Linked DNA regions of Homo sapiens: regions 1 and 2 are each linked to region 3. The links are chromatin loops, found by intact Hi-C in ENCODE. Cell type or tissue: PC-3. All regions are shown on one strand. Links, peaks and the distances in the headings refer to the core of each region. The heading gives the core; the rest is flanking DNA. Region 1 overlaps GLYATL3 (glycine-N-acyltransferase like 3). Region 2 overlaps MMUT (methylmalonyl-CoA mutase). Region 3 overlaps RHAG (Rh associated glycoprotein).

Region 1 (11,215 bases), core at 3,256-8,255, 74 kb after region 3:
ATGAATTAAAAAAATAAATTTCTATGTAACCACTACCATATTATACGTAAGAAAGTTAACACTAATCCAATAATATCATTTAATATGGAGTCCATATTTAATTTTTTACAGTGGTCCCCAAAAAGTGTATTTTAGATTTTATTCTCCTGCAGGTTTATAAATTACAGTTGGTTAAGAATCCTTAGTTCCCTATAATCTAGAATGAAGGAAGCATTCAATTTTTTATGACATTGACTATTTTTATGAGTTCAGGCCAATTGTCTAATAGAATGTTCCACCTTTTGAATTTTTCTGATTAGATTCTGCTTAAACACTTTAGACAAGAATTCTACATAGGCAACATATGGCACTTCTCATTGCATCATATCAGAAGACTCACGGTATTAGGTTGTTCTACCACTACTAATGCTAATTTGAATACTTAAGATGATAATTACTAGATATCCCATTATAAAGGTACATTTTACCCTTTGCAATTAATAAATAACCTGTGAGATTAGAGTTTGACACTATGTTATCCTGTTTCCCAATAGCCACTCATGCACTGACTTAACCATCCATTGATAATCCTTTCCTGAATCAATTATTAAACTGAGTTCTTTGAAATGGGAATTTTCTAATTTTGTCATTCCTTCTTCATTTCTTAGTAGATATTCTTCTATAAAGAAGAGCTGTTGGGCCCGGTGCTGTGGCTCACGCCTATAATCCCAGCACTTTGAGAGGCCAAGGTGAGCAGATGGCTTGAGCCTAGGAGTTTGAGACCAGCCTGGGCAACATGGAGAAACCCCATCTGTACTAAAAATACAGAAGTTAACCAGGGAGTAGTGGCAGTGCCTATACTCTCAGCTACTTTGGAGGTTCAGATGGGAGGATCACTTGAGCCTGGGAGGTTGAGGCTGCCATGAGCTGTGATTGTGTCCTTGCACTCCAGCCCCAGCGACAGAGCAAAAACCCGTCTCCAAATTATAAAAGAAAAGAAGTTTTTTGCTTGCTACCTATCCTACCCCTGCTTTTATATCATTGTGGACATAAGTATTTTTTAAAAATCAGTCTGTTATTCATTGCCATTGTTGTTATTTTTGATGCTCAAATTATACTAAATTTGGCAAGTTAGAGTTCTGTTACACCAGTTTTGTTTACTTTTGACAAGATCACATTTAGTCCACACACTTCATTACTTTCTTTCTTTACTTTTTTTTCTTTTTCTTTCTTTCTTTTTTTTTTTTTTTTTTTTTTTTTTGAGACACAGTCTCCCTCTATCACTCAGGCTGGAGTGCGGTGATGCGATCACAGCTCACTGCAACCTCTGCCTCCCGGGTTCAAGTGATTCTCCTGCCTCAGCCTCCTGAGTAGTTGGGATTACAGACGTGTGCCACCATGCCCAACTAATTTTTGTATTTTTAGTAGAGACGGAGTTTCATCATGTTGGCTTGTCTGGTCTCGAAGGCATGACCTCAGGTCATCCACGTGCCTCAGCCTTCCAAAGTGTTAGGATTACAGGCTTGAGCCACTGCGCCCCGGCCCCCACTTTGTTACTTTCTTGCCCAAGATGATCTTTCCTTGCCAGGGACCTAGAAGTAGACTTTTTATCAAAAGTCTTACTCCTCCTAACATGTATTAGAAACAAAGATCTGGATACTAGGAATGGTCATTGTTTCTCAGGAGTAGTTGTAGGTCTTTTCAGTGGGTAGAACTAGGGAGTAGATATTATTTTTATTTTTTTGTTTTTCTGTTTTAATTTTTTTTAGAGACAGAGTCCCACTATGTTGCCCAGGTGGGTCTCAAACTCCTGGGCTCAAGCAATCATTCCTCCTTGGCCTCCTAAAGTGCTGGGATTACAGGCGTGAGCCACTGCACCCAGCCTGATATTATTTTTAATCACAGGTTTATACCTTGTTCAAAACTATGTAAAAGGGATATATTCAAGGGAGTGTGTCCTTAGTCCAATCTCCACTATTTATAGGTCATTTTTTGTTAAAAGTTTCTGATTTAATTTTTTTGAGTTGCTATTTGCAAAATAAGTAGAGATCTATGTTGATGTACGTGTTTCTTATTCTTGTGCACCTAGGTTTTTTTCATACTTAAAAATATCATGGAGAATAGTGCTCCATTGTGTGCACGTATCATAATCTATTCAACTAGATTATTAACCTTGGGAATTTAGGTTGTTTCCAAAAGTTGCAACTACAAATAATATATCAGCATGAATTACTTTGTGCAAACATTTGTTTTATATTCACGGGGGAAATCTCAGGGTAAATTCCTAGACATTGAATTGCTTGAGTAAATGCATACGTACTTTATTAGCTATTACTAAATTCCCCTCACTGGAAATGTAATACTTTATGTGCTCAGTACCAATGTATATATAGGCCAATTTTCCACAATTCGTCAGTATTTAATTTTCAAGATTTTTGACTGTGGCCATCTGATAGATTAGAAATCGTATCTCATTATAGTTTAAATAGCATTTTTCTGTTGAGTGAATTTAAGCATCTTTTCATATGATTAGCAGCCACTTTGTTTATATTTTTCTGTGAATTAACTATGTCACTTGCCCATTTTTCTGTTCGGTTTTAAATATTTTTCATCTCTCAATTTTTGGGACTGTTTACATGTTGTAGAAAATAGCGCTTTATCTCTGACATAAGTTGCTAATTGTTGCTCTTAGTTTGTCATTTGTATTGTTGCTGTAGCTATGCTGTTTTGCAATTGAACAATTACATACATGCACCATACATTTCTACTCAATGTACTGAGCTTAATTTTTTTCTTTTATTGCTTCTAAATTTGTTTTGGTTTGTAGTTTTTGTTATAACCTAGATATTATAACCTCATATCTAGGTTATAATAAAACAAACCCATGTTTTCTTTTAGTAAATGTGTGACTTCTTTTTTAAAGTATTTGTTTATTTATTTTTTATTTTTATTTTTATTTTAGACAAGGTCTTGCTCTGTTGCCCAGGCTGGAGTGCAGTGGCACAATCACAGATCACTGCAGCTTCTCCCTTCCAGGCTCAAGCAATCTTCTTGCCTCAGCCCCCCGAGTAGCTAGGACTACAGGCACACACCACCATACCTGGCTAATTTTTTAAAACAATTTTTTTTTGTAGAGACTAGAGTCTAACTATGTTGCCCAGGTTGGTCTTGAACTCCTGAGCTTAGGCAATCCTCCTGCCTCAGCTTCTCAAAATGCTGGGATTGCAGGTATGAGCCACCTTGCACTTTTAAATTATTTTATACCTTGGATTAATTTGGAATTCATTGTGGTATAGAGTGTGAGTTATGGATCCAATTTTATTTTACTTTTTTCAAATTACTGTACAGTTGTCTCATTATCATTTATTTAAAATAGCATTTTTACCCAGGTGATTTGAGATTACACTTTTATCTTTCTCTAAACTTTCCTAGCTATTTGTTGTTATTTCTGAACTTTTTTTCTGTCTTACTGTTCTGCATAATCATGTACCATTCTACATTGTTTAAAATTATAGAAGGTTTATAGTGTATTTTAATACTGGTGAGGTTAACCTATTCTTTTATCTTGCTGTTTCAGACTTTGTATTGCTACTCTTACCTATTTATTTTACATGTGAACTCTAGAATAAACTTATCTAGCCCCAGAAAGTCAAAAATTAAAAAAACTTGTATTTTCCCCATACAATTGACATATAATAAAGATAAACATAATGTTGAGTGTCCTATTCAAAAGAAGATATTTCCACAAATAATAGAACACTTTAAAAGAAACATCATTTTTCTACTTTTACCAATAAAACCAGCAAGTAAGGCAAAGTAGAACCGCTTCAGTATAAGACCTTGGATATCTTTTAATAAATAGGTAAGAACTAATTATGATGAACTCATTTGTGACTTGAACACATATGTTAATACTTAAGTCATTGCTATTAAAAAGGCTCATGTCTCTTATTTATAAATATTGCTTGGAAAACTTCTTAATAGTTAATAAATAAAATTAGACCAGTTCACATCACAAACCAAAATACATTTCTTATGTATTTAATTAAACACAAAACTTCAAACCACTAAATTTACATATAATAATGAAAAGCAAAAAAAATCAAACAATTAGATTTTTAGAACAAGACTTAAGTCACTGAATCTTGAGTGGAATACAATTTTTAGCATAATCATTAAAAAAAGAGGCAGGGGGCAATGGCTCATGACTGTAATCCCAGCACTTTGGGAGGCTGAGGTGGGCGGATCATGAGCTCAGGAGTTCCAGACCATCCTGGCCAACATGGTGAAACCCTGTCTCTACTAAAAATACAAAATTAGCCGGGCATGGTGGCACATGCCTGTAATTCCAGCTACTCGGGAGGCTGAGGCAGGAGAATCCGGGAGGCGGAGGTTGCAGTGAGCTGAAATCGTGCTACTGCACTCCAGCCTGGCGCCAGAGCAAGACTCTGTTTCAAAAAAAAAAAAAAAAAAAAAAAAAGAGGAAAAGAAAGAAAAATTGATATGGGGATCCAAAAGTGGGGAGAATGTGAGGAGGGATAATGTTGAAAATTTACCTATTAGATAAAATGTTCACTATTTGGGTTTTGGGTACATTGGAAGCTCAATCCTCCCCAGTATGCAATATACCCATGTAACAAACAAGCATATGTAGCTCCTGAATCTAAAATAAAATAAGAAAAATCTGTATGAACTAACATGAAAAGATACTCAAGCTATATTGTTGAGTTGAAAACTAAGTTGCAAAGCAATATACGATGTGATTCCACTTTATAAGTGACAAAGTATATTTATGTGTTTTTATTATGTAATATGCACACACAAACACATATGGAGAGAATTCTGGATGGATATATAAACTATTAACAATTGTTATTCTTGGAAAGTAGCAGGCATGAGAGATGAGAGACTAGAAACTCACTGTATACTTTATATGTATGTAGTTATATACTGTTCAATTTCAATTTTTGTAATAAAGATTTATTTCATGACATTTTAAAATAACTTTTTAAATTTTAAAATAAAGCAATGTAAAAATAAAAGTAAAAGATTGATAGAATAGAAATGTCAAATATTTAAAAGATTTAAAAGCATCATATCTAATATTCTATTACATGAATATTAGTCTATTACATGAATAAAAGTCTGAAATTTTTGCAGCAAATAACAAAGGGCCTTATATTCTCAATAGGTAAACAGTCTCTTGTAGTTAATGGTTTAAAAATACAGCAAGAATCTAGCAGGTATACAGAAATAATTTGTATCATTGCAAAAGAGTATTAAAAATGATGACAATAATCTTGCTAAAAATCGAAGACCCATAAATTCCAGTAAACATAAGTGCTCCCCTCCCAATCAAATTAGCAAGATCTTGTTATCCATCACTTACAATGTAAAACAATTGCTTGGCCAGGTGTGGTGGCTCACGCCTGTAATCCCAGCACTTTGGGAGGCCAAGGCGAGTGGATCACGAGGTCAGGAGATCGAGACTATCCTGACCAACATGGTGAAACCCCGTCTTTACTAAAACTACAAAAATCAGCTGGGTGTGGTGGTCCATGCCTGTAATCCCAGCTACTTGGGAGGCTGAGGCAGGAGAATTGCTTGAACCCGGGAGGTGGAGATTGCAGTGAGCCAAGATCGCGCCACTGTACTCCAGCCTGGCGACAGAGCGAGATTCTGCCTTAAAAAAGAAACAAACCAACAACAACAACAACAAAAAAAAAAAAAAAAAAGAAAAGAAAGAAAAAGAAAAAAGAACTACTCAGCTCTGGGACAGTGAGGTCAAATGGGATAGGTTGGCACAATCATTTGAAACAAATGTTACACATTATATGTTTAGATTTAAAAATGTTCATATCCTTTGATATAGTAGTTAAGCTTATAGGAATCTGCTGAAAGGAAATAGTTCAAAATGCGGCAAAAATTCTAATGAAATGTTTAGAAACAATTCAAGTGCGCCCTCTATTGGGAAATAATCTAGAAGTAAAATCTGACATCTAGTGTTCACTGCAATAACTACATAGTATTAACTGAATGTCTCATAGTCCTATCATAAGCAATGTCTTGTAACAAACAGTGTTTAAAACCTAAAGCATATTTTGCCTTGGAAACACATACACCTGTTGGTGGAAGGGAAAATTGCACATAAATTAGTAAGAGGAAAATTCAGACATTAGCTATGCGTTTTGTAATTTTTTAAGTCACTAGAGCAAGATTAAGAAGTGAACAAGTTGTCTCAAGGAAAAAATTTCCTCAAGTGGTGAACAAAATTGGGACAGTCCTGGGAACACATATGACACTAGAACTACTGAGGTGGGAGGGGGTAAGGAAAAAAGGAGACACTAGGAATGACTATCTTCCTTCTTTTATTCCATCCTTCAGGGCCAAGATCAGAAAAAGCAAAGTGTTATTAATGATTAGGTTTTATTGTTGGAGCTTGGATTGAGAACCCTGGGCTATGAGAAGCTTAGGAAATGTTAACTAGCCACACTGATGTAGAAAAAAAAATATGTATTTTATGTTTCTACTATCTTCATTTTCCCCACTGAAACAAATAATTTTAATCCAACCATTTCAGGCAAGAAGGAAGAAATAATATTTGTACTCCATGTTTTGTTACTCCATCTGCTACCTTTTACTTTCATTGTCATTTTTTCCTTGCCCCTAGTATTTATTGAGGTTAGAAAAAGGATACAAAATTTGAGGTGTATCAAGGACAGCTTAAGGAAATTTAATATATATTTATCTCATGTTCTTTCTGAAAATTCAAATCACTGAACAAAACTTAGTGACTAAAAAAATGCAAAATTAACAGAATCAAATCTTGTATTATTAAATGAGATTCTATTTTAGAGGCTGTATAAATGTTCCCCACAATTGCACTTCCCTCTCTTGCTCCCAAAGTTTGAGCAGTTGAATTTTCAGTTATTCCCCTCTATGTCTCTTCAGTGATTCTTAGGCAGACTGAATACTCATTCTTGCTAAAATATACAGATGCTTACAAAACCTAGTCAAGATTTATCCCAAACAGAGAAACACACGTCTCAGGAAGCTGAGCATGTTGCCTGTACTGACTCCCTTTATCATTATATCTAACCATAGCCACACCATAAAATACGTGCCACCATTTACCAACTTTTACCTTTAATAAAACCTATTAAACTGTCTTCAAAACTATTTACCTACATACTTGCCCCCTCTTTACCTTCACAGTTGAATTTCAAATGGATTACACATATTTTCTGTAATTGTTTTTGCATTTAGTGTTATTATGTACATCTTTTCTGTATCACCAAACCTAGTTTTCTAGTACTCCATAAAATTTCATCGAATGCTTGTACTATATTTAACCAGTGAATTACTTAAAATATTTAGGTTTTTTCACCTTTACACACAATGCTGTAATAAACATCCTTTTATACAAATCTTTGCATACTTTTATATTATACCAATATAAATTTTAAAAAGTGGGATTTTTATGTAATGGAAATATGCATTTTTTTTCCAGATTTCAGGCCTGTTTTTTATTAACGAATATTCCTTATTGCAGTACAACTTGCATACAGAAAAGTAGATATATCATAATTATATAGCTTGATAATCATATGCTCTAGGCCCTGACTCACAGGGGGCGAGGAGGAGGTGGTTAGTCATGCAGATTTGCCTATGGAAAGACTGAGCCCAGCAGGGAAGGGCCTGGCTAAGTCAGGGCTGGAGGGAACATACTTGTGTTACCAAGTGGAACACAGCTGTGTAACAAAGTGTTACAAAGTGAACACACCTTTGTAACCCACCCAAGTCAAGAATCAGAATATTACTGGAAATCCAGAAGCCATTTCATGTCCAGTTTTACTTACTATCCTTCTGAAGGGTAATTACTTCCTGACTTCTACAGATATAGATTCATTTTGCCTGGTTTTAAACTTTATAGAAACAGGATTATGCAATATGCAGTTTCTGGCTTCTTTTTGGTACATATGTTTAAAATATTTGAGAGTGAAATATGGAATGAAGATGTTTCATTCCTAATGTATTCTTGACCTCTCAGCATAATTTGACACCATTGACCATCCCTCCATTTTTAAATTTTTCTTCTTTCTCTTCCATGGGAGTCATCTCCTGGCTTTCCTCCTATCTTCTGGCTGCTCCTTCTCCTATTCCAGAGCCTTTCTTTTCCCTTGCCTTAAATAGTTGATGCATTTAAGGTTCAGTCCTAGACAACCTCAGCTAAATTCATGGCTTCTGTTATCATCTATATCAGTTATCTGTTATCTATATCTATATTTATATCTATATCTATATCTATATCTATATCTATATCTATATCTATATCTATATCTGTTATCATCTAAGTCAATACATCTATCCCAAATAAATTCTCTGAGATTTAGACTCAAATATCCAACTTGGTCCCATCACTTGCATGTTTCAAAACTCAACATCCCAAAACTGAACAAACAATTTTCCCTGCTACAAATTGCTCCAGATCTGAGATTTTTCCAGGGTTTCTGATCTCAGTGAAAACTATCACCAGCTGTGGCTTTCACAACGTAGAAGCCCAGTAGTCATCCTTGACATTTCTCTCTCAGCATACCCTACAGCCACTAAATTATTAAGTTCTGACAACTCTTCCTTTTAAATAGTTTAAGTAACTGTTCACTTTTCACCATTATCATTGCTAGCATTCAGATCCAAGCTACCACCACCTTTTGCTTAGCTTATAGCCTCCCAACTAATTTCCAAACAGATTAATGCGCTGCTTAAGGCTTTTTTTTTGGTTTTTATATTACATTGAAGAATTTCCTTGAATTAACAAATAAAACCTATGTTAATCAAGCCTCTTCCTACTTCTTTTTGTTGAGACACAGTCTGGCTCTGTTGCCCAGGCTGGAGTGCAGTGGCGCTATCTTGGCTCACTGCAACCTCTGCTTCCTGGATTCAAGTGATTCTCATGCCTCAGCCACCCAAGCAGCTGGGCTTACAGGCATGTGCCACCATGCCCAGCTAATTTTTGTATTTTTAATAGAGATGGGTTTTTGCCATGTTGGCCAGGATGTTCTCTAACTCCTGGTCTCAAGTGATCCATCTGCCTTGGCCTTCCAAAGTGCTGGAATTACAGGTGTGAGCCCCCACGCCTGGCCCCGTTTCTACTTCTTGAGTTTTTCTCTTCTCCTTGTCCTCTCCTTACTCCAGACTTTCTCTGCACATGCCTTAAAAGGGTCAGAAACAGTGTTAAAAGTTGAGCAATTATATCCAACATAGTTAGCTGGAAGATGAAAGTAAGAAAATAGTATAAGAGCAATTTGGTAGGAACAAAAATCTTTCAAATATGGGGTCTGTTTTGGAGGTGCGGGTGAAGGTAGAAAATTCAGAATGTAACGAGATAAGGGAATAATTATTTACAAACTGTTCCAAGCTGCTTAAGAGGCCAATTAGCATAATGACTAGTAGTATAGGCTTTGCAATCCAACAAACCCATGTTCTGATCATGATTTGGCCACTTAGAGCCTGCATGACTTTGGTGACTCATAACACCTCTAAGCAAGAATTCCCACAACAAAGCAATACCTTATCCCTCACCAGGATTAAGTTATATACATCTCATATTTGGTACAATTATTAGCACATAGTTAAACGTTAAATGTCAGGCAAATTATCATTAGGAAGAAAATAAGGCTATAATAATATTGCTATATATCAAGCAGGATTAACTCATGCTTAAGCGATGCTAAACATAATTAGCGTCCTTAGGGCATATTCTCCTAAGAGGTTTATGGACTCTGGTTACTTGGTGCTTTCCCCTCTGGATCCAAGGCTAGATAAGTTTCCAGGTAACTGTGGGCTCAGGATGAACTAAGCATATATTTACTCTTACTGAGTCCTATTTTTTTAATTAAAATGTGTTTTACTTCAGCCAGTTTGCTTCCTTTTCTCAGAATGAATGCCTGAAAGTTGGATTTTCCCTTATCTTTGTAGTCAGAATTTTGTGACCTCCTTGGGGATAAGAAACCAATATTTTCTATATAGCTAAGTCAACATTATCAAGACAAGGCAAATCTAACTATTGTGTTAGTGCCTGCTTTTATTATAAATAGAGAACAGAGCTGGTGATGCTTATCTCTTTCTTTACTGACCTTGAAAGGTATACATACACAAGCAATCAGAACCCAAATTAAGAAATAATGACAAGAATAAGAGAAAACTAAAATTAATATTTTAATTATGTAAGCATTTTAATTTTCATTATAAAAAAGGATACATGATTTAGTGAAAATAACAGATTGGAATTAAAATGGCAGCATTCTGGCTTTGCCTCCAGTACTGATTATAAAGAATATAATCTTGAAAAAGTCATTTATTTTCTCTGGTCCTCAAATTTTTCATATGTAATCAAAGGGTTAAAATTTATTATCTTATCAAAATTCTATGAGTATATACCTATACATATAAAAGAAATGAAGAGAATGTATATATATGTGTATGCATATATGTTATATATTCATTTGCATACCCCCAAACACCCCTATATATAAATCTTAGTTTTATATGGGAAAGTAGACTATAAATAAGGGGGCTGAAATAGGTTATAGGTAAAGTCTAGTTCTATGGTGACAGCATTTGTTTATAGCATCAAAATGCCCATATTGTCATTCATCCAAGGCAAATAAGCAGTGGGAAGCTGTTAGAAATGCAAATTTTGGGCCCTACCTCGTAGAAGGAGAGGCCTAGTGATGTGTGTTGCAACCTGCCCTCTGGGTGATTCTGATAAACACTAAAATGTAAGAACCACTATATTTGAACATTCCCAGGGCAGTGAACTATAGGCTAGAGTCCTAGGCAGAAGTAAAGAGCAAGTAATTAAAGGGGAAAAAGGAGGTTACTCTACAGAGAACTTGGTGGCAGAGGTGTTAGGAACAGAGGTTGATGAGACATAGCAGTGGGGACAGGGGAATATGATGGCAGTAGGGAAGCGGTGTGGCTTTAAGAATACAGAGCAGAGGTCCAAGCAGCAATCAAAAAGCAGTAGCCACGTGGTCCTCTGTTAAATCATTTGTTCTCATGCAGTAATTTCTCCTAGTACACTAAAACTGCTGGCTTTAGAACCTATTCTCCTACAGTGGATCCTACAGGAGGACAATCGTCCTCAGTCTTCAGCCACAGCTACTCTTCACCCCCACAGCTATTTACTGGAGAAACCTGAGATACGAAAAATTAAGGCTTCTCAAGTGGATCC
Region 2 (6,668 bases), core at 834-5,833, 150 kb after region 3:
ACATAATGTTGAGACAGTTTTTTCTAATTTTTCCATTTTAGAATACAGAATTCATCTATTATTATTTTTTTTTCTGTTGCACTATCTAATGTAATGTTTTGGGATCCACTGTGCTGTTGAAACATTTGTTTCACAACAGTTTCTTAATAATGTTGTATGAAAAATATGGGAAAACTTAAATGTAGTTTATGAAATATTTAAATTTGGAAGTCGAAAGTCATTCGGTGGTTCAATCAGTACAGCAATCACTTGCTAAGCTTTGCTGTGCCAAACACTAGCCTATATGCTGACAATACAACATGTAGAAAACATAGCTTCTGCCTTTAGTGTTTATAGACTACTGAAATGCTCCTTTGTACCAGGGATTTGTGTACTTACTGTGACAGCAGTTCCCAAAGTGTGGTCTAAGAACAGTTGGGCATTGCTAAGACTCTTTCTGGGGTATTTGAGATCAAAACTGTTTTTATGCTTATGTTAGAGCTTTATTTGCCTTTTTCACTTTCATTTTCTCAAGAATTTATAGTGATGTTTTTCAGAAGCTACACGATATGTGATACTGCAACAGATTGCAGAAACAGATATGAGACTCCAGCTGTTTTCTCTTAAGCCATACATTGAAGAGATTTGCAAAAATGTAAAACAATGATGCTTTTATTATATATATATATATTTTTTTAAGAAGCATACTTATTTTTCATAAGAAATGTTACTAATGTTAACATGTTGTGGGTTTATTTTGATTTGATTTGATGATTATTGAGATAGGATCTTGCTCTGTTGCACATGCTGGAGTGCAATGGCATGATCACTGCTCATTGCAGCCTCAGCCTGCCAGGCTTAAGGGTTCCTCCCACCTCAGGCTCCCAAGTAGCTGTGACTACAGGTGTGTGCCACCATACCTGGCTAAGTTTTAAGTTTTCCTGTAGAGATGGGGTTTCCCTGTGTTGCCTAGCTGGTATCAAACTCCTGGGCTCAAGCTATCCTCCTGCCTTGGCCTCCTAAAGTGCTGAGATTCTAGGCAGTAGCCTCTGTGCCCTTCCTTATTGTTACTTTTGAATGAACTAGTAAATAAAATATTGATAGATATTATACAAATAAAGAAATAAATTCTTTGGAATTTTCAGTAAGTTTTAAGAGTAGAAAGGGAACCTGAGATCAAAATATTTGAAAACTGCTGTGTTAAGAACTTCTTTCAAGGCTGGGTGTGGTGGCTCATGCCTGTAATCCCAGTGCTTCGGGTGACCGAGGCGGACAGATCACATGAGGCCAGGAATTCAAGACCAGTCTGGCCAACATGGCGAAACCCAGTCTCTATTAAAAATACAAAAATTAGCTGGGCATGGTGGTGCTTGTCTGTAATTCCAGCTACTTGGGAGGGTGAGGCACAAGAATCGCTTGAACCTGGGAAGTGGAGGTTGCAGTGACCCGACATTGCTTCATTGCACTCCAGCCTGTGCAATAGAACAAGACTCTGTCTCAAAAAAAGAACTTCCAAAAATGTGTCAGAAGTAGATTTGCAAGCTTTGTGCCTTTAGAGACAGGCAAGTAACCTAAATGTTTAAATCAGCACAGAATATAAGATAAAAGGGAGAGGTGAAGGGCACAAATTGGAGAAGTATATGCCTAGACCAATGCACAATCATTCTTTTACAAAACACTTTTCTGGCTAAACAAAGCAAATTTGCTGTTTTATTTCATTCATAGGTGACTCCTGTCTTACATATTGAGTATTCCTAAAATATACATTTTTTAAATAAATTGAATCTTTATTTAATGAAGGGCATAGGAAGAGATTCTTTCATTAAGAAAACCAATTACAAAGTGAATAATTCTTACCTGAAGCAAAATTTCTTCCATATGCATAAAACTGTAATTTTATGTTAGGTTTAAAGTTACATAAATGTACGTGCACTGATCTTAATTCAAATTAAGTTCTTCGAAATTAAAATATAGACCTTGATTTTCTAGTGTGTGATACAATTAGTTTTATTTTCTGCTCTATATTGTTAACTTTAATTAAATTCTGGACCTAACGTTACTATTTTAGGTTGTCTTTCTTCTGGGGAATTGGAATGAATTTCTATATGGAAATAGCAAAGATGAGAGCTGGTAGAAGACTCTGGGCTCACTTAATAGAGAAAATGTTTCAGCCTAAAAACTCAAAATCTCTTCTTCTAAGAGCACACTGTCAGACATCTGGATGGTCACTTACTGAGCAGGTATGTATATAATTTAAAATGTAGAATTTTAATAAAGTTATATATATATATTTTTTCTGAGCAATGTGGCACAAGCAGGAAATAGAATTAAGAAGCTATCTGTTAATATTTGAAATGATAAATATTCTGAAGCATAATGTATACTTAGGTTTGTAATTATACATAATATAATAAATAAATAAATAAAAATTGTCTCCCTCTGGTGGTTAACAATATAAAATCACTTACATCCTAGCTTCCCTGTAGTGCTGAAACACTTGTAAAAGTAAACAAGGCTGGGCGAGTTGGCTCACACCAGTAATTCCAACATTTTGGGAGGCCGAGGCACCCAGCCTGGCCAACCTGGCAAAAACCTACCTCTACTAAAAATACAAAATTAGTTGGGCGTGGTGGTGCATGCCTATAATCCCAGCTACTTGGGAAGCTGACGTAGGAGAATCACTTGAACCTGGGAATCGGAGGTTGCAGTGAGCCAAGATGACGCCACTGCACTCCAGCCTGGGCAACAAGAGCACAACTACGTCTAAAAAAAAAAAAAAAAAAAACAAAGAAAGAAAGAAAACAGAATTTGATGATGAGAAGGAAGCAAAAGTCATAAGTTAGTACTCTCATATAATTGTAAGAGTTATAATTCTTAACATAAAACTGCCTATTTAAAATTAATTATATATACATACATATTTTATGTGTTAAAGTTATGTATTTAAGCAAGCATGCAAGCAGACTGTTTAAAGACTGTTTTTACTTGGGTAATTTAATTTGTTCTCTTAAAAATTGTATAGTTATGGCCTTGTTTTTATACATGTTCTCTTTACATATGAAATTATTTTGGTACATTTAAAAATAATTTATATGTGCAAAGTTACATTGCTTTTATACATTTAAATGTTGAATAATAACTATTATACTCTGTATGAAATAAAACTTCAGGTTCTTATAAATGGAGAAATAGACCTGGCACAGTGGCTCACGCCTGTAAATCCCAGCACTTTGGGAGGCCAAGGCGGGCAGATCACAAGGTCAGGAGATCAAGATCATCCTGGCTAACATGGTGAAACCCCGTCTCTACTAAAAATACAAAAAAATTAGCCAGGTGTGTTGGCAGGCACCTATAGTCCCAGCTACTCAGGAGGCTGAGGCAAGAGATTGGAGTGAACCCGGGAGGCAGAGCTTACAGTGAGCCGAGATTGCGCCACTGCACTCCAGCCTGGGCAACAGAGCGAGACTCCGTCTCAAAATAAATAAATAAATAAAATAAAAATAAATAAATAAATACATGGAGAAATAAGAGATTTTTAGGGTTGGAAGGAACTTTAATAATCATTTTTATTTTAACCTGCTTATTTTTTCAGCTAAAGAAACTGAAGTTCAGAGAGATCCAATGACTTGCCCAAATCACAATTAGGCATGCAATAAACTAGAACTCAAATTTCTGATATCTCAGTTCATTGTTCATCTATTTTATTAACATTTATTCAGTGCCTGTTTTGTACACATCATTGTGGTAGATACTGTGAGGTAGACAAAATAATCAGCAAAGAGTGAATTATGAAATGAAGGACTATATAATCTTAAGTAGAAAAAGAATGCATTGTTGATATACTTATAGAAAAGTATTTAGGCAATATAAAAGTAAGCACAACAATATCTGATATTTCAGAGGATTATAAGAGGCACTAAACACTGAACTCTGACTCTTCTAATTTTGGCTTCTAAACTAATTTGTCTGAATTTATTTGCTATTCTGAAGCTTAATATGGAAATTGACATAGAAAATATGCAGCAGTTGCTGTTTAATCATGTTGCTGTTTATAGTTGCAATATCTATCACCTGTTTCTTTGAGTTTTTGTTTTTTATCAAATATTTTAGGATCCCTACAATAATATTGTCCGTACTGCAATAGAAGCAATGGCAGCAGTATTTGGAGGGACTCAGTCTTTGCACACAAATTCTTTTGATGAAGCTTTGGGTTTGCCAACTGTGAAAAGTGCTCGAATTGCCAGGAACACACAAATCATCATTCAAGAAGAATCTGGGATTCCCAAAGTGGCTGATCCTTGGGGAGGTTCTTACATGATGGAATGTCTCACAAATGATGTTTATGATGCTGCTTTAAAGGTAAGTTTTTCCACTTTGCAACTTTGTTTTCAGAATTTACAGATTTGTAAAGATTTATAGATTTTAAAACTTACAAGTCAAGATTTATAGATTTTAAATTTATAAATCAAATCACTTACAGATTTATATAATAATTTAAACGATGTTTGCAAAAAAAATTCAGATTTGATTTTATAGTTTTCAAAACAATCCATTTAAAAATACATTTCTATTAAAGTATTTTATTAAAAGAATTAAAAAGACAGCTAGTATTAAAAAGCTCATACAAAGAACAGCAGTTTTTGATCATCCACTTGTTTTTTCCTGCTTCCTGGAGTAAGATACATACTTCTTTGCTTATTTTTGTTTTTATCTGCATAGTTTAAAATCACATGTATACTATTTCTTGTAATTTTATCAACTGTAGACATTACACATGAGACCTTAGACACTATCTATTGCTTTCCTAGTAGGGTAGTTTAGATTTTGGCTGATTCATACCCCTACTTTTCCTCCTCCCTTACTACCAATATAATTATATCTCAATGTAATCTTTTCTGAATTCTTCTAATGTTCTCATTTGACTTAAATTGTTTTTTCTCTATTTCTGCTCACTATTGCTGTTCTTTGACTCCTCTTTGCCATTATAGTAGGAATATATTTTCATTTCTCCTCTGTTTAATTCTGAATCTTGAATCCCATGTCTATCTCTTGGTTATTTGGAAGTACATCTCATAGAAACCTGCTAAAAATGGTGCATGGGAGATAAATTATTTGAAACTTTTCCTGTTTGGGAATGTCTTTATTCTATTTTTATAATTGATTAATAGCCTGACTAAGCTTGACATTATTTCCATTCAGGAAATTCATAAGCAAGTTTATAAGCATTGATCTGTTTTTTATTCTAGATTTTTATTCTGGCTTTCAATATTTCTGATCAGAAATTTGATGCCATTCTCATTCAGGATCTTTCTTTCTGAAAGTATTGGGACCTCTTCTTTATTTTTTGTATTGATGTATAACTTGGTGTATTTTTTCCTACATGGTACTGAACCTTTATTGGGTCTTTTTCATCTCACCTTTTTTTAAAAAATATTTTTATAGCTCTAGGAAATTTTCTTGTATTATTTCTTTGACAGTATTTTTCTTGTCATTTTCATATGGGTTCTCTTTCTAGAACTCCTAGTCATAAGCTACGGACCTCCTTAAATAATATCCTGATGTGCTGATGTTCTTATCTTTTTTTTTTTTTTTTTTAAGACAGAGTCTTACTCTGTCACCAGGCTGGAGTGCAGTGGCGTGATCTCGGCTTACTGCAACTTTTGACTCCCTAGTTCAAGCGATTCTCCTGTCTCAGCCTCCCGAGTAGCTGGGATTACAGGCACACACCACCACACCCGGATAATTTTTGTATTTTTAATGGAGACGGGGGTTCACCGTGTTGGTCAGGCTGGTCTCAAACTCCTGACCTCGTGATCCACTCACCTTGGCCTCCCAAAGAGCTGGGATTACAGGCATGAGCCACTGCTCCCTGCCTGCTCTTATCTTTTCTATAGTATATCTGTTTGCCTTTTTTTTCTGTGTTCTTAAAGATTTGTCAACTTTATATTTCTACTTATTTTTACATTCATGTATTATATTTTTGATTCGTAGAGCTCATTTTTGTTTTCTAATTTCCCCCTTATAATTAATGTCATCTTCATTTGTTTCATTAGTACAGAATCCATTTATATTCTGAATTCATGATATTTTCTGAAGTTTTCTTTTACATCCTGTATTGTCTCCATTTTCTCTCTGTGCTTTTTGTTTTTAGTCTTTAGTCAGAGTACAGGCTTTTATTTCAGTAAGACATCTTACCCTTACTTCTGTCTGTATTTGGTATTTGATAGTTCATTGTGTCTCGAGTTCATTTTCTGTAGACAGTAAACTTTGGTTCTCCTGACAGAATGAGAGAGGGGTGGTTGCAGACTCTCAAATTGTCTTCTTCTTTTTAGCTTCTCATTTTACACTTACGTAGAATCCAATATAGATTCTTCTTTCTTGAATTCATCAGGGAAAAGCAGGTTGACCTTGATCCTTTCTGCTAAGTCATATATCATTCCACTGTCTGTTTTCTGCCTTCATATATGAAGCTATGATTGAAGGTTTAAATGTTTCCTGATTTCATTAAAGATGAGGTTACATTGTTTCTCTGCAGCTCAAATCAAAAGTAAATTGCATTTTAAAATATATTTTTCTTACAGACTTTATGTAATTATGAAAACTTTATGTACCTAAAAATAAAGATTAGAGAATTGATGTTGCTTTAATTTTCTCCCAAGACTTAAGAGGTTTTGTGTTTTTTGGAATAT
Region 3 (10,384 bases), core at 1-5,000:
TTCGGTAAAATTTACATATCTCACACCAAATAAAATACTGCCTGAGAACCAAACTACTTACATGTGTCTATTCAGAATATTAAAATGCAAATTAGGTTTTTGGTAAGCATAGAACAAGGGAAAGTTAATATTCTTAAGGGATGTTTTTGCAAATTATAGCAGCATAACTCTAGTAATGCTGTTAATTTTGTATAAATCAGTGTTTTCCAAGTTTATTTGATCACAGAACACTTGTTATCAAAAATATCTTTTAAGACCTTGTAAAAGATCTTGGCAAATTCCTATAAAATTAACAGGAAATTTACAAAAGAAGAAAATCAAATAAGTATATATAAAATACTCAACTTCACTCATAATCAAAGAAATGCAAATTAAAACAAGCTACCAGTTTTTCACTTATCAAAGCGATAAAGCATGAATGAATTAATAATAATAATAATACTGAATAATGGCTAAAGTAAAAAATTGGAATATAAATTGTACAATTTTCTATTTGGAAAAGTTCTTAAGAAGTATATAGACCGGACACGGTGGCTCAAGCCTGTAATCCTAGCACTTTGGGAGGCCGAGGCAGGTGGATCATCTGAGGTCAGGAGTTTGAGACCAGCCTGGCCAATATGGTGAAACCCCATCTCTACTAAAAACACAAAAAGTACCCGGCATGGTGGTGGGTGCCTATAATCCCAGCTACTTGCGAGGCTGAGTCAGGAGAATTGCTTGAACGCGGGGAGGAGACAGCAGTGAGCTGAGATCACCTCACTTCACTCTAGCCTGGCAACAGAGCGAGACTCCGTCTCAAAAAAAAGAGGTATATGTAGCCTTTTACTAATATTCTCATTTCTAGATAGGTTTTATATTAGGAAAATAATCAGACAAGTTCATAAGCATGTTCAGAGGAGATGTTCTCACAGCATTTTTAAAAATATGAAACACTGGAAGCAACCAATACTTTGCACAATTCAAACTATGGTCCAGATCTACACTGACTCACATAAACGGATCCCTAAAACATATTTAATGTGAAAATAAGTAATATAGTAAGATTGCATTTTAATAAAAATACATGTTTTTATTTTACATTTTTATTCTGATACAATCTGAGGGATATTAAACTTTTCTGCTTCTTTTTGTTATCTGCAGTTTCTAATGTTTTCACAATGATATGTTACTTGTGCAGTTTTTTTATATATTAAAATATGTAAACCCTTCAGATAAGGAGAAAAAAAAAGGAATCTGAGTTTAGTGCATCCTTTCCCTTGGATGATGAGACTGGAAGACCAAAAAAACTCTTATTTTCCAATTGTTTTATTCATTGGAGTCACTCATTCAGTCTTTCAACAACTCTTTATTGTCTGCTATGAGTAAGCTGCTGTGCTAAGAAGATCCCCACATTCCCAGGTCATTTGTCATTCATATAACACCTTTATGCACTTCAATGGCCTTTTATCACATTCTTTCATTCTCAAAATTACAAAGTATTTTTTACTAATTTCAGTTTAAGGCAATGACTTCTAAGATGACATATAGAGATATACTTGAATATCTTCAATGAGCTATCTCTACAATATATGCTGAAATTAGCTTTAGTAGCTCATGTTGTTTTATGTATTACTCTATCCTCTGTTCCTAGAAAAGAAACTGACAGAGAGTGGATACTCAATATTTATTAAATGAATCAGATCAGGTATCAATTTTTTGAGAGTGCTAAACCCTCCCTAAGGAAAGTCTTATTTCCAAAGTTTACATGAAAAGATGATTCTCTTCTTTAAGGTGTATCTCAGAATTTTCTAACACTGCTCAAGAGTTTCAAAGAAAATAAGAATATGAAAGAAAAATTGTAACAAATGCTTAATTTGCTGCTGTGTAATGTTACACTCTGGCCTGAAGATGGCAGTCATCCACACCCTCAGTGAGTGAGACTTTCTTTGGCTGAGATCCAGGAAAGACACTGATTCTTTTTTGTTTGCTTCCTTAGGTCTATGGCCATGCAGGCAGCTGCACTGGGTTCCTCTATCGGAACAGCAGTTGTTGGAGGTCTGATGACAGGTCAGCATAAAAAGTGAACACTTCCCTGTATCTTATGCTCTCAGATTATTTACAATAGATAATTAATGAGCAAGTCAATTGCTAAATTCAAAAATGTTCTAAACTTCTGGCAGTAAAGTAATTATGTCATTTAAAGGGGATGATTTTATAATAGTATATAAGCTACTATGCAAGTAGATTTTCCTCTTCAGCGTCACAACATGACTCATTTTCCCTCTACCGTCACAGGTTTAATTCTAAAGTTGCCTCTCTGGGGACAGCCATCTGACCAGAACTGCTATGATGATTCTGTTTATTGGAAGGTACTGTACAGTATTCTAAACAAGAATGTGAACGATGACTCCATTAGTGAAAGCTTTACACACTTCAAGCCTAGATATCTGTGTGCATAGGTGTGATGAAATTGAGTTAGCCTGGCATGGTAGGTAGCTCACACATGTAATCTCAGCACGTTGGGCGGCTGAGGCTGGAGGATTGTTTGATGCCAGGAGTTTGGGTCCAGCCTGGGCAACTCTCTACAAAAATTATAAATAATAAATTTAAAATTTTTCTTTCAATGGGATGTCAAGTGTAAAAGAAAAATAAATAAATGAAAAGAAACTGAATGAACTACCTATTTATAGAAAGAAATTGAGATGATGTGCCCAGCCAGATAAAATCAGAAGTTATGGTATTTTCTAAAGCAGAAGGAAAGAGAAAGAAAGACAGACAGAAAGACAGAAAGACAGAAAGAAAAGAATTTAGTTAGTAAATGTTGTTTCACTCCTCTGAGAGCCATAAAAAGCTATTCGTAAAAATAATATGAATTCTCAGAAATAGTGTGAGATTTTATACCATATATAGTCCACAGGTTTATTTGGTTAAAAACAAAAAACAAAAGAAATTTAACATAATTTTAAACTATGCTATACATAAAAGTAGTCAAAAGCAAGTGAAATATATAAGGTTGAAGAATTTGAGTGAGTACACATCAAGAGGTCCTATGAATAACGAAACATCAGCCTCTTTCTATCCTCCAGTTTCTCTTTACTCTATTGATACTTTTTCCCAAATTATTTCCCGCAAAGCTTGAGAGGGATAGATGTTTGGGTGTTTTCAGCAAAATTTCAGAGAGAATGAGTTTGGAAAAGCGGGAATGTAGTCAGGGTGGGTGAGATAAATGTTTTATTCTTTTATTTTTCTTCAACTCAAACAATTTTTATTCCCAGTTCTTTCCAAGCTTGAATAATAATTACCAAAAATATTTTTGTTTCAATACTAATTTCTGACAAGAACAGTGAAATAAACTATTAAGTGCCCTCAAACTTGTTTTTTTAAAGGTCCCTAAGACGAGATAACTTGACAATCAGTTCCATGGACATGGTGACCACAGCCAGCTGGAACCTGAAGTCTAAACACCATTCCTGCTCTCCAGCTTCCTTTCCCATTATCCAGAATCAAGTCCAAATAAACAAAAAGGGAGTAACCAAAGAGAGTATGGACCAGAGTGAATAGATCCTAAGTCCCAAATGGCCAGTGTAAAAATGTCCTTATGTCTGATGCTGTCTCTTGCTCTTCAATGATTAATTGAGGGGATGTTACTCATAAAACAGATAATCAAATAGATCTTCTCCAGGATTCCCAAAAAGCTTTTGGCAGTGAGTAAATACAGAGTAAACATGTCAGTTTCTTAATGTAGACACTATGTCTTCAATCCCAAAAATTATAAAACTGAAACCCATGAAGCAAGAATAGATGTGAGAAATCTATGTAAAAAAATAATTAAAGAAATGCATGTGTGTAAAGTAGTAATATGATGATTTTAGGTAGTGCTTTTTATTTTAAAAATAGTCTAGTTAGTAATGTTGTATCCTTGCATGAATATTATTCTTAATTCCTTTTGCATGTTGACTATTTGCAACGAGCTCAAATGCTATCTGATCAAAGTCTATTTTGCATAAAATGTCCAATAATTAAATATTGTTATAAAATAAAACATCAGTCTTTGACTCTCCTTTCTTTGGTAGTTGGAATTCATGTCAGTAACAAGCACACAGGTGCACACACACACACTTCATATTTAGTCCACACTCAATTTAAATATTTATCATGTATTTGCTATTTTTAAAAAATCAAGTTAATGTCTCATTATAGAATGTTGTAAAAAGTTAAATTTTAGAAAAGATAACTGACATCGTCAAAAAATCATTTTTAAGAAAATCAAATAACTTATTTTTTCTATCTGGAAGCTTTTAAAGATTTTTCTTCTAGCCTTGGAGTCCTGAAATGTTCCCAAGATGTATCTAGGTATCAACAAGGAAATCAGCCCTACCATAATTAACAGAACACCAGCTTCAGAATGAACTTAAAAATTATAACTAAGAGTGGATTATTTAATATTTTATTCCTTGAAAAAAATTATATAATTTATATTTTATTCATGTATATTACTTGACATAGTTGACTTCTTTTCTTTTATTTTATTTTATATATATAATTTTTATTATACTTTAAGTTCTAGGGTACATGTGCACAACGTGCAGGTTTGTTACATATGTACACATGTGACTTGTTGGTGTGCTGCACCCATTAACTCATCATTTACATTAGGTATATCTCCTAATGCTGTCCCTCCCCCCTCCCCCCACCACACAACAGGCCCCAGTGTGTGATGTTCCCCTTCCTGTGTCCAAGTGTTCTCATTGTTCAATTCCCACCTATGAGTGAGAACATGCGATGTTTGGTGTTTTGTCCTTGCGATAGTTTGCTGAGAATGATGGTTTCCAGCTTCATCCATGTCCCTACAAAGGACATGAACTCATCCTTTTTTATGGCTGCATAGTATTCCATGGTGTATATATGCCACATTTTCTTAATCCAGTCTATCATTGATGGACATTTGGGTTGGTTCCAAGTCTTTGCTATTGTGAATAGTGGTGCAATAAACATACATGTGCATGTGTCTTTATAGCAGCATGATTTACAATCCTTTGGCATATACCCAGTAATAGGATGGCTGGGTCAAATGGTATTTCTAGTTCTAGATCCCTGAGGAATCGCCACACTGTCTTCCACAATGGTTGAACTAGTTTACAGTCCCACCAACAGTGTAAAAGTGTTCCTATTTCTCCACATCCTCTCTAGCACCTGTTCTTTCCTGACTTTTTAATGATCACCATTCTAACTGGTGTGAGATGGCATCTCATTGTGGTTTTGATTTGCATTTCTCTGATGACCAGTGATGATGAGCATTTTTTCATGGGTCTGTTGGCTGCATAAATGTCTTCTTTTGAGAAGTGTCTGTTCATATCCTTTGCCCACTTGTTGATGGGGTTATTTGTTTTTTTCTTGTAAATTTGTTTAAGTTCTTTGTAGATTCTGGATATTAGCCCTTTGTCAGATGAGTAGATTGCAAAAATTTTCTCCCATTCTGTAGGTTGCCTGTTCATTCTGATGGTAGTTTCTTTTGCTGTGCAGGAGCTCTTTAGTTTAATTAGATCCCATTTGTCAATTTTGTCTTTTGTTGCCATTGCTTTTGGTGTTTTAGACATGAAGTCCTTGCCCATGCCTATGTCCTGAATGGTATTGCCTAGGTATTCTTCTGGGGTTTTTAAGGTTTTAGGTCTAACATTTAAGTCTTTAATCCATCTTGAATTAATTTTTGTGTAAGGTGTAAGGAAGGGATCCAGTTTCAGCTTTCTACATATGGCTAGCCAGTTTTCCCAGCACCATTTATTAAATAGGGAATCCTTTCCCCATTTCTTGCTTTTGTCAGGTTTGTCAAAGATCAGATGGTTGTAGATGTGTGGTATTATTTCTGAGGGCTCTGTTCTGTTCCGTTGGTCTATATCTCTGTTTTGGTACAAGTACCATGCTGTTTTGGTTACTATAGCCTTGTAGTATAGTTTGAAGTCAGGTAGTGTGATGCCTCCAGCTTTGTTCTTTTCGCTTAGGATTGACTTGGCAATGGGGGCTCTTTTTTGGTTCCATATGAACTTCAAAGTGTTTTTTTCGAGTTCTGTGAAGAAAGTCATTGGTAGCTTGATGGGGATGGCATTGAATCTAAAAATTACCTTGGGCAGCATGGGATTTTCACGATATTGATTATTCCTACCCATGAGCATGGAATGTTCTTCCATTTGTTTGTATCCTCTTTTATTTCGTTGAGCAGTGGTTTGTAGTTCTCCTTGAAGAGGTCCTTCACATCCCTTGTAAGTTGGATTCCTAGGTATTTTATTCTCTCTGTAGCAATTGTGAATGGGAGTTCACTCATGATTTGGCTCTCTGTTTGTCTGTTATTGGTGTATAAGAATGCTTTTGATTTTTGCACATTGATTTTGTATCCTGAGACTTTGCTGAAGTTGCTTATCAGCTTAAGGAGATTTTGGGCTGAGACAATGGGGTTTTCTAGATATACAATCATGTCATCTGCAAACAGGGACAATTTGACTTCCTCTTTTCCTAATTGAATACCCTTTATTTCTTTCTCCTGCCTGATTGACCTGGCCAGAACTTCCAACACTATTTTGAATAGGAGTGGTGAGAGAGGGCATCCCTGTCTTGTGCCACTTTTCAGAGGGAATGCTTCCAGTTTTTGTCCATTCAGTATGATATTGGCTGTGGGTATGTCATAAATAGCTCCTATTATTTTGAGATATGTCCCATCAATACCTAATTTATTGAAAGTTTTTAGCATGAAGGGCTGTTGAATTTTGTCAAAGGCCTTTTCTGCATCTAGTGAGATAATCATGTGGTTTTTGTCGTTGGTTCTGTTTATATGCTGGATTACATTCATTGATTTGCATATGTTGAACCAGCCTTGCATCCCAGGGATGAAGCCCACTTAATCATGGTGGATAAGCTTTTTGATATGCTGCTGGACTGGATTTGCCAGTATTTTATTGAGGATTTTTGCATCGATGTTCATCAGGGATATTGGTCTAAAATTCTCTTTTTTTGTTGTGTCTCTGCCAGGCTTTGGTATCAGGTTGATGCTAGCCTCATAAAATGAGTTAGGGAGGATTCCCTCTTTTTCTATTGATTGGAATAGTTTCAGGAGGAATGGTACCAGTTCCTCCTTGTACCTCTGGTAGAATTCGGCTGTGAATCCATCTGGTCCTGGACTTTTTTTGGTTGGTAAGCTATTAATTATTGCCTCAATTTCAGAGCCTGTTATTGGTCTATTCAGAGATTCAACTTCTTCCTGGTGTAGTCTGGGGATGGTGTATGTGTCCAGGAATTTATCCATTTCTTCTAGATTTCCTATTTTATTTGTGTAGAGGTGTTTATAGTATTCCCTGATGGTAGTTTGTATTTCTGTGGGATTGGTGGTGATATCCCCTTTATCATTTTTTGTTGCATCTATTTGATTCTTCTCTCTTTTCTTCTTTATTAGTCTTGCTAGCGGTCTATCAATTTTGTTGATCTTGTCGAAAAACAAGCTCCTGGATTCATTGATTTTTTGAAGGATTTTTCGTGTCTCATCTCCTTCAGTTCTGCTCTGATCTTAGTTATTTCTTGCCTTCTGCTAACTTTTGAATGTGTTTGCTCTTGCTTCTCTGGTTCTTTTAATTGTGATGTTAGGGTGTCAATTTTAGATCTTTCCTGCTTTCTCTTGTGGGCATTTAGTGCTATAAATTTCCCTCTACATACTGCTTTAAATGTGTCCCAGAGATTCTGGTATGTTGTGTCTTTGTTCTCATTGGTTTCAAAGAACATCTTTATTTCTGCCTTCATTTTCTTATGTACCCAGTAGTCATGCAGGAGCAGGTTGTTCAGTTTCCATGTATTTGTGCAATTTTGAGTGAGTTTCTTAATCCTGAGTTCTAGTTTGATTGCACTGTGGTCTGAGAGACAGTTTGTTTTGATTTCTGTTCTTTTACATTTGCTGAGGAGTGCTTTACTTCCAACTATGTTGTCAATTTTGGAATAGGTGTGGTGTGGTGCTGAGAAGAATGTATATTCTGTTGATTTGGGGTGGAGAGTTCTGTAGATGTCTATTAGGTCCACTTGGTGTGGAGCTGAGTTCAATTCCTGGATATCCTTGTTAACTTTCTGTCTCGTTGATCTGTCTAATGTTGACAGTGGGGTGTTAAAGTCTCCCATTATTAATGTGTGGGAGTCTAAGTCTCTTTGTAGGTCTCTACAATCTGGGTGCTCCTGTATTGGGTGCATATATATGTAGGATAGTTAGGTCTTCTTGTTGAATTAATCTCTTTACCATTATGTAATGGCCTTCTTTGTCTCTCTTGATCTTTGTTGGGTTGAAGTCTGTTTTATCAGAGACTAGGATTGCAACCCCTGCCTTTTTTTGTTTTCCATTTGCTTTGTAGATCTTTCTTCATCCCTTTATTTTGAGCCTATCTGTGTCTCTGCACATGAGTTGGGTTTCCTGAATACAGCACACTGATGGGTATTGACTCTTTATCCAATTTGCCAGTCTGTGTCTTTTAATTGGAGCATTTAACCCACTTACATTTAAGGTTAATATTGTTATGTGTGAATTTGATCCTGTCATTATGATGTTAGCTGGTTATTTTCTCATTAGTTGCTGCAGTTTCTTCCTAGCATCGATGGTCTTTACAATTTGGTATGGTTTTGCAGTGGCTTGTACCAGTTGTTCTTTTCCATGTTTAGTGCTTCCTTCAGGAGCTCTTTTAGGGCAGGCCTGGTGGTGACAAAATCTCCCAGCGTTTGTTTGTCTGTAAAGGATTTTATTTCTCTTTCACTTATGAGGCTTAGTTTGGCTGGATATGAAATTCTGGGTTGAAAATTCTTTTCTTTAAGAATGTTGAATATTGGCCCGCACTCTCTTCTGGCAGTTTCTGCCAAGAGATCTGCTGTTAGTCTGATGGTCTTCCCTTTGTGGGTAACCCAGCCTTTCTCTCTGGCTGCCCTTAACGTTTTTTCCTTCATTTCAACTTTGGTGAATCTGACAAGTATGTGTCTTGGAGTTGCTCTTTTCGAGGAGTATCTTTGTGGAGTTCTCTGTATTTCCCGAATTTGAATGTTGGCCTGCCTTGCTAGGTTGGGGAAGTTCTCCTGGATAATATCCTGCAGAGTGTTTTCCAACTTGGTTCCATTCTCCTCGTCACTTTCAGGTACACCAATCAGACGTACATTTGGTCTTTTCACAAAGTCCCATATTTCTTGGAGGCTTTGTTCATTTCTTTTTACTCTTTTTTCTCTAAACTTCTCTTCTCACTTCATTTCATTCATTTGATCTTCAATCACTGATACCCTTTCTTCCAGGTGATCGAATCGGCTACTGAAGCCTGTGCATTCGTCACATAGTTCTCGTGCCATGGTTTTCAGCTCCATCAGGTCCTTTAAGGACTTCTCTGTGTTGGTTATTATAGTTAGCCATTCGTCTAATCTTTTTTCAAGGTTTTTAGTTTCTTTGCGATGGGTTCAAACTTCCTCCTTTAGCTCAGAGAAGTTTGATCATCTGAAGCCTTCTCTCAACTCGTCAAAGTTATTCTCCATCCAGCTTTGTTCTGTTGCTGGTGAGGAACTGCGTTCCTTTGGAGGAGGAGAGGCACTCTGATTTATAGAATTTTCTGTTTTTCTGTTCTGTTTTTTCCCCATCTTTGTGGTTTTATCTACCTTTGGTCTTTGATGATGGTGACATACAGATGGGGTTTTGGTGTGGATGTCCTTTCTGTTTGTTAGTTTTCCTTCTAACAGTCAGGACTTTCAGCTGCAGGTCTGTTGGAGTTTGCTGAAGATCCACTCCAGACCCTGTTTTCCTGGGTATCAGCAGCAGAGGCTGCAGAACAGTGAATACTGCTGAACAGCAAATGTTGCTGCCTGATCATTCCTCTGGAAGTTTTGTCCCAGAGGGGTACCCGGCCGTGTGGGTGTCAGTCTGCCCCTACTGGGGAGTGCCTCCCCGTTAGGCTACTTGGGGGTCAGGGACCCACTTCAGGAGGCAGTCTGTCCCTTATCAGATCTCAAACTCCATTCTGGGAGAACCACTACTCTTTTCAAAACTATCAGGCAGGGACATTTAAGTCTGCAGAGGTTTCTGCTGCCTTTTGTTCAGCTATGACCTGCCCCCAGAGGTGGAGTCTACAGAGGGAGGCAGGCCTCCTTGAGCTGCAGTGGGCTCCTCCCAGTTCGAGCTTCCTGGCCACTTTGTTTACCTACTCAAGCCTCAGCAATGGTGGGTGCCCCTCCCCCAGCCTCCCTACCTCCTTGCAGTTCAATCTCCTACTGCTGTGCTAGCAATGAGCGAGGCTCCATGGGCATGGGACCCTCTGAGCCAGGTGCACAATATAATCTCCTGGTGTGCCATTTGCTAAGACCATTGGAAAAGCACAGTATTAGGGTGGGAGTGACCTGATTTTCCAGGTGCCGT

The links. Peaks named below come from ENCODE experiments on the same cell type or tissue, not always from the same donor. Only the 100,000 strongest peaks of a DNase experiment are listed, where the experiment ranks them.
Region 1: a loop joins it to region 3, with 10 times the contacts of the local background. A loop is called at or near these places in 73 of 110 quality-filtered maps.
Region 2: a loop joins it to region 3, with 9 times the contacts of the local background. A loop is called at or near these places in 13 of 110 quality-filtered maps.

Annotation. Positions count from the first base shown.
Region 1 is chr6:49,527,048-49,538,262 of GRCh38, reverse strand. It overlaps GLYATL3 (glycine-N-acyltransferase like 3), which reads right to left. Exons shown (of 6, transcript NM_001010904.2): 6 at 10,185-11,215. Among named protein-coding and RNA genes, the nearest start is that of C6orf141, 18 kb to the left of the region's middle. In PC-3, for the core only: a CTCF peak has its summit at 5,982 (motif pointing left); DNase peaks (open chromatin) are centred at 6,022 and 7,652; H3K4me3 peaks cover 794 bases; H3K27ac peaks cover 376 bases.
Region 2 is chr6:49,449,136-49,455,803 of GRCh38, reverse strand. MMUT (methylmalonyl-CoA mutase) reads left to right here. Exons shown (of 13, transcript NM_000255.4): 5 at 2,048-2,219; 6 at 4,090-4,338. Among named protein-coding and RNA genes, the nearest start is that of MMUT, 11 kb to the left of the region's middle. In PC-3, for the core only: no CTCF peak of the experiment used is centred there; no DNase peak of the experiment used is centred there.
Region 3 is chr6:49,598,812-49,609,195 of GRCh38, reverse strand. RHAG (Rh associated glycoprotein) reads left to right here. Exons shown (of 10, transcript NM_000324.3): 8 at 1,976-2,046; 9 at 2,275-2,348; 10 at 3,366-4,021. The coding sequence ends at 3,383. Among named protein-coding and RNA genes, the nearest start is that of RHAG, 33 kb to the left of the region's middle. In PC-3, for the core only: CTCF peaks have their summits at 1,668 and 1,877 (motif pointing right); a DNase peak (open chromatin) is centred at 1,925; H3K4me3 peaks cover 540 bases; H3K27ac peaks cover 308 bases.